2 separate regions of the Mus musculus genome follow, and region 2 is linked to region 1. A link is a contact called in ENCODE Hi-C or POLR2A ChIA-PET data. All regions are on one chromosome and are shown on one strand. Each heading gives the region's core, a stretch centred on a gene start or an enhancer-like site at or near the end of the contact. The rest is flanking DNA. Distances are from core to core; before and after follow the strand shown.

Region 1 (3,057 bases), core at 434-2,933:
GAGCCATCTCTCTAGCCCCTTGTTCCTAGTTCTTGTGTTTGCAGATTACACACTGGTTATAGTCACTGGCACACAGTATTCTGAGTCATTTGCGTCCACAGCTACTATTGTGCTCAAGGGACCCAAACTCAGCTTAAGTCAGCATGTGTCAAATAGCATAATCAGATACTGCATTCAATTCCAATGGTAATTTTCACCTTAAGTTCTAGATGATTCACAGAGCATCCTTCTGCTTGTGAAGTCAGATTTGAAGACTTAACAAGGGGATCCAAGAGTGTTCTCAACTAGCTACAAGTCTAGGAAACTGCAGTACCTCTGAATATGCAGGTGGAGCATCAGTATAGGGTGGAGCCTGAGGAAGATGTAAGGTCTGAGGATATACTGGATTCCCAGGAGGTTGCACAGGGTAGGTAGGCTGTGTTGGATATTGACCTGGAATACAAAAGGGGAGGAGAGATGTTGTCTGTCAGATTAGGAGGGGAGGTGGCAAACAGGAAAGATGCTCAGTGTGTGAGACAAAGTGCTGCTCTTCCTGAGGACCCCAGTTCTATTCCCAGCACCCACATATGACACAACCTCCTTTCAACGCTACCTTCTGCCTTGGTGGGCACCTACACTCACACTCACAGACACTTACACAGGCAGAGGCAGGCACACTTTGAATAAAAACAAGTTTGTAAGCAGAGCTACTAGACGGGCCAGGGTGCACAGGGTGGGGAGCAAGCAGAAGAGCTGCAAATAAGGCTGCCTTATTTCTTAGAGCCAGGAAAATAAGGATGGTCTCGGCACCCTCGCGCCCGAAGGTGCTGGCTTCTGACTGGGCAGAAGGCGCCGTTCCCACTAGCATACTGATTGATGGAGGCTAACTTGGCCATGTTCCCTTTCGAATAGAGGGCAGGTCTGAGGACCCGTTCCGGGGTCTCCGGACTGCTGGTGTCTTAGGGGACTCCTCTGGGTGATCTCCCCCGGGCTGTGCTGTAACCAGTCCTGACTCTGTGGGACCCACGGTTCTCAGTGTTTACCTCACGGGTTCCTAGTCAAGGTCGACCTCCAAAGAGTGAGTGACTGGAAGTTAACCGTGAGAAGGGCGGCGGGTGGAGGGGTGGGGAACGCGACCATGTTCTCACAAACATTAGCAACGCACAGGGGCGGCTACGAGTCCGGGCCCCGAGGAGGAAGCGCCAGAAGTCCCCGGCGGGCGAGAACGGGTCCTCGAGGGCCTGGGCCGTGCAGCGGAGCCGGCACCTCAGCAGTTAAGCTCGGCCGAGGCCTGTTGTTCCGAGGCGCGGCGCCCCGCCTCCGCCCGCCCTCCATTGGCTTCCCCAAATCCCTGCTCTAGCTCGCCATTCGCTCCAGCCGCTGTCCGTCACGGAAAAGCCCCCCCACCCCACACACAGGAGCCCGCGGCTCCAAACTGCGCCACACGGTTTATGGGGTCGGGGCCCAGAGGGCCGAGCGGCTGCGTTGTGGGGGTGGAGGGGGGCGGCCACGTCAGGTGCGGCCGCGCTGTGCGGCCCGCTGAAGAGAGCCGCACAGACCGCCCCAGGCCCGACGTCCCCCAGCCCGCTCGACCCGAACCCGCCCGCTTCCCCGACGGCCCCCGCCACTTCCCGGCCTTGCCTTTGCTGTTCATGGTGGCTCTGAGTCCGCTCCCACTCGGCGTCGCGGACGGTTATTTTTCTCGTCCTCTTCCTGTTCGGAGTCACTTCCGTGTCACGTGACGTTCGTCCACTCTGCGTCAGGAGATGCCCGAGTGCGCCGCCGCCGGAAACCCCGCCCCCTCGCAGGCCGGCCAGTCGCGGCAAGGAGGGCGCTCGCGGCCCTGCTCTGCTCGGAAGCCCCGCCCTCCCCGCGCGCTCTGCCCTCACGGCGCGCGCCTCCTCTGGGCTCGGCCCCGCCCCTCCCTGCGCGGCTTCGCCCTCACCGCGCGCTTTGCCCTCACTAATTGCCCCGCCCTCCCTGCGAGGCCCCGCCCTCCTCGCTCTCCCCGCGTTCCTTGCTCTCTCTGCGCGGCCCCGCCCTCACCGCGGTCCTTGCTCTCACCGTGCGCCCCGCCCTTATCACGAGCCACTCCTTCCCGCGCGGCCCCGCCCTCACCGCACCGCTAGCCCCGCCTCCCTGAACGCTCCGCCTTCACCGCGGGCTCCTCCTTTCTGCGCGGCCCCGCCCTCCCTGCGCGACCCCTCCCTCACCGCGCGCTCCTCCTTTCTGCGCGGCCCCGCCCTAAAGAAAGCGGAGTCAGCTCATCTCAGGGCGACTTCCTCACTGTGAGTCGCCTCTGCTCACCAAATTCAGGTGTGAACACAGGCTGTCACGACTCCACAGTGCCTGCGAGACGCAGCCCAGACCTCAGACCTTAGCCTGTCCGCCGTTCTGGTCCTTCCAGGCCTCTTGTTGAGGGCCCAGCGCCTGGCTTCGTGCTCGGAGATGGACCGTGTCCCCGCGCCCCGCCCCCTGTCCTGAGATAGACCGTGCCCCAGCACAAGCTGAGGGGACGCAGCCAGCACCTGCACCCTGGCCTGGCACGTCCTACGGGGACCTGAAAACTCCCTACAGATGTTGTGAGTGGTTTAGCCCGCGCTCAGTTGTCCAGAAGAGTAGCGACGACGTCTCTTAGGACAGTGATCACATTTTTTCCCGTTTCCTCGTTCCAGAATATCTGCTGAGCAACCGAACGCGCTCTCATAGATGCACAGAGGAACCGACCGCCGCAGCTGTCTGCAGAAGTTCGTGTTGTGCGTGGTCAAGTAGATGGGCAGGCTTTGGAGGGAGAGGTCCTTGGTGAACGGACTCCTGATTCGTCCGACACCGAAGGCCTTGCTTGTGTGTCAGGTGTCTATTTAACAGTTTGCGTGGCGTCCTGTAAATGCAGTTTCGTCCAGTCGGCAAGCACAGCAGCCTGAGAGGCTGATCTAGTTCAGCCTGGGGACCTGCGCATGAGTGTCATGGGTTCACGCCGACACACATATAAAAATAAACATTCGAGAAGAAAAGAAAAACTGATCTAAAGGACAGGTTACAGACTTGAGTTTTGTGTTCGGCCTCCCAGGTTCCGGG
Region 2 (3,071 bases), core at 93-2,592, 54 kb before region 1:
GAAGACCGGTTTCCTAGAGAAACCAGATTTGTAATCTCTGTAGCCCCACTCCAGTTTGTATAATCTGTGACTAAATTCACACTGTGTCCATATAATGCTCCATGCTTTGCCTGGAGAGTCTTGTTCTCCTCTGTCCAGTTCAGGCCTCTCCCCTCCTCTCCTCCTTAGCATATTATGAATGGCACCCTGTCTCCTGAGGACCCCATCTCTCCAGTCTTTCTCCCCTTCCAATCCAGATCTGGATTATGCTCACCTTCTGCACTCTGTCCCCACAATTCCCAGGCTTAGAACTGGTTAAGCTGCCATCCAGGCTGAGCCATGGTCACTCAGCATCAATACCCTGCAGCTGGTAGGTGGTCTCTGGTCCATTAAACGTCCTCACTGGATGAAACTGGGCCTTTTGGTTTTTACTTTTTTTTTTTTCATTTCATTTCATTTTATTTTATTTATATAGAGTACACTGTAGCTGTCTTTAGACACACCAGAAGAGGGCATCAGATCCCATTACAGATGTCTATGAGCCACCATGTGGTTGCTAGGAATTGAACTCAGGACCTCTGGAAGAACAACCGGTGCTCTTAACGGCTGAGCCATCTCTCCAGCCCAAACTCAGTCTTTTGTGTCTCCTCACTTTCTAATGCTGTTCGGGTATGGAACCAATGAGTCACGGTCCACATTCAAAGAGCCCGTTCAAGGGTGGGGGCGGGGGAGGGGAGGGGAATCTTTCTCTACTGCAGGGGCAGCATTTCCAAGCTGGTTTTAAGAGTGTGTGCGCACCAAAATCCACCCTGAACAACCCGTTCTCTGCCAACTTCTCAGAACCAGCTTAGCTGCTCTCCCAGCTCCAGATGCCTCTGTGGACCCCATCCTGGTGACCAGTGGTCTTTCCAGGGAGCTGGGCAGTGAGGGGGCCCCAGTAGTTCTCTCGGGGAGCTGAACAATGATGGGGTTCCAATGGTCCTCCTGGGGATCTGGACCATGATGGGGTCCTAGTCGTCCTCCTGGGGACATGGACAGTGATGGGACCCCAATGGTCCACCTGGGGAGTTGGACAGTGATGGGGCTTCAGTGGTACACCTGGAGTATTGGGCAGTGATGGAGTCCCAAGGTCCTCCCGTGATGGCCAGTGGTGGGCTGCAGTGGTCCTCTCGGGAATCTGGGTAGTGATGGGTTTCCAATGGTCCTCGAGAGGTGGCATTGGGTGGTCCAGGCCGACCACGCCCCAGCAGGAGGCTGTAAGGGTGTGAAGGCCCGCCCTCTGAGCATCACGCAAGGCATGCTGGGAGGACGCACTTCCTCTCAGGGGCCTCTAGAAACCACAGGTCCAGGCTGCGCCCCCGCAGCCGGCAGGATGGCAGAGGGCAAGGCGGGCGGAGCGGCTGGCCTCTTCGCCAAGCAGATGCAGAAGAAGTTCAGCAGGGCCCAGGAGAAGGTAGGCAGCCTGAGGAGAAAGGGTCCTGCTGCCCCAGAACGGGCGGGGAATGGGTGTCCACGAACATTGGCCGACGTGGGAGAGAAGGGAGCAGCTGAGGAGACAGCTGTTTCGCAGGAGCCTTCGGCAACCCTCAGCCTGACCCAGAAAAGGCGACAGGAAGGAACGAATGGTGGTGGTCAACTTTGTCACAGATTTTGTCCTAGCGCAAAGGCAAGGGTGGCTGGCTGGCGTCTCTCAGGTGATGAATGAGTTGGAAGATACTTGTCCCCAAAGTAAGAGACAGCGGCTGCGGTGGCAGTGAGTCGCCCCACTTAATTTGACTTGGGGGATTCACTGAGGACCAGGACACTGCACAGTTCTCCACACTTGAGTGTTGTTTAAACTGGTGTAAACGGAGGCGGGTGGATAGAAAACGCAAGGCATCCGAGGCTATATTACTGAGTTTAAGACCAGCCTGAGCTACTCTTTACCTCGGGGTGAGCGGGGAGCTCGTGTGTCCAGTAGCCAGCCCCAGTTTCTTACATCTATTCTTTTGCCTTGATGGTGATCCACAGCCTCTGGGTGTCCTTCCCATAATTTGCCAGTCCATTCAAATGATGGGCACACGCCTTTAATCCCAGCCCTCGGGAGGCAGAGGCAGGAGGATCTCTGTGAGCTCAAGATCTGCCTGGTTTACACAGAGACTTCCAGGACAGCCTAGACTACATAGACCCTGTCTCCAAAAAAAAAAAAAAAAAAAAAAAGGGAAAATGGATTATGGAGACACTCTTCACGCTGTTTATTTTATTTGCTTGGTTGTTTTGTTTTTTTGAGACAGGGTCTTACCGTGTTGACTGGGCTGGTCTTGTATTCAAGGTGAGATCTCTAGCTAAGGTCATAGGTATGAACCCCATTCTTACCACCCTTCACATGTTTTTGAGACAGTTTCTTGTACCCCCACCCCCAAACTCACTTTGACCTTGAACTTCTGGTCTCCCGTCTCTCTCTATCTTCTGGGTTGCAAGCATGTGTCATCACATCTCTTAGATGCTGAAGGTTGTACCTACAGCTTCTGGTTGAGGAAACCAGGCACCCTGCCAACTGAGCTCCGTCCCAGCCCCTTCCCTACACACTTAAAAGGCATTGTGATGTTACCTGTCCAGAGTCTTCCTTTGCCTAGCCACCATCTACCCACACTGTAGTAGAAGAGACATGGGCTAAAAGGAGAGGGTTCATGAACTTGAGGCTGTAAAGTACCTAGCACACTTAGCAATGGAAAGATTTGTATTCCCTTGTAAAGGTGGTGCAGAGGCCATTGGAGTAGATCAAGGGCACCCAGCTCCCCCCACATGGGGTTCACATTACTGACGGGGTACAGATGTATGAGGTCCTTGGTGTAAAGGACCACAGGGGAAGGGAGGGGCTCTGTATTCTTCAGTCTTTTAAGATCGTGTGAAAGACAAGAGGAAAATAAAAGTTGTGTGCGCAGCCTTTGTTACTTTTCCTACCTGAACTTTGCCTCTCTGGAGTCTAACAAGACATCTGATAGATCTGAAGGCAGTGCTTATGGGAAGGTCTAGCTATAAATAGGGGGACTGGACAGGACAGGGAACTCACCTAGAGAAAGCTACACTGTGGCTAAAGAAACACAAGACAA

The links. Hi-C counts contacts between places; a loop is a spot of excess contacts on that map. ChIA-PET counts read pairs that join two places held with the same protein, here RNA polymerase II (POLR2A).
Region 2: a loop to region 1 is called in a map of mouse trophoblast stem cell, with 2.1 times the contacts of the local background. The contact joins the promoter of Bin2 here to the promoter of Dazap2 in region 1. A Hi-C loop is called at or near these places in 2 of 37 maps with a recorded cell type or tissue (Patski and mouse trophoblast stem cell). POLR2A ChIA-PET finds 5 or more read pairs at or near these places in 3 of 5 experiments (all embryonic stem cell).

Annotation. Positions count from the first base shown.
Region 1 is chr15:100,614,288-100,617,344 of GRCm38, reverse strand. Dazap2 (DAZ associated protein 2) reads right to left here and starts at 1,683. Exons shown (of 4, transcript NM_011873.2): 1 at 1,621-1,683; 2 at 314-432. The coding sequence starts at 1,633. It overlaps C330013E15Rik (RIKEN cDNA C330013E15 gene), which reads left to right and starts at 2,235. Exons shown (of 2, transcript NR_045701.1): 1 at 2,235-2,561; 2 at 2,655-3,057.
Region 2 is chr15:100,667,774-100,670,844 of GRCm38, reverse strand. It overlaps Bin2 (bridging integrator 2), which reads left to right and starts at 1,342. Exons shown (of 11, transcript NM_001270537.2): 1 at 1,342-1,432. The coding sequence starts at 1,352.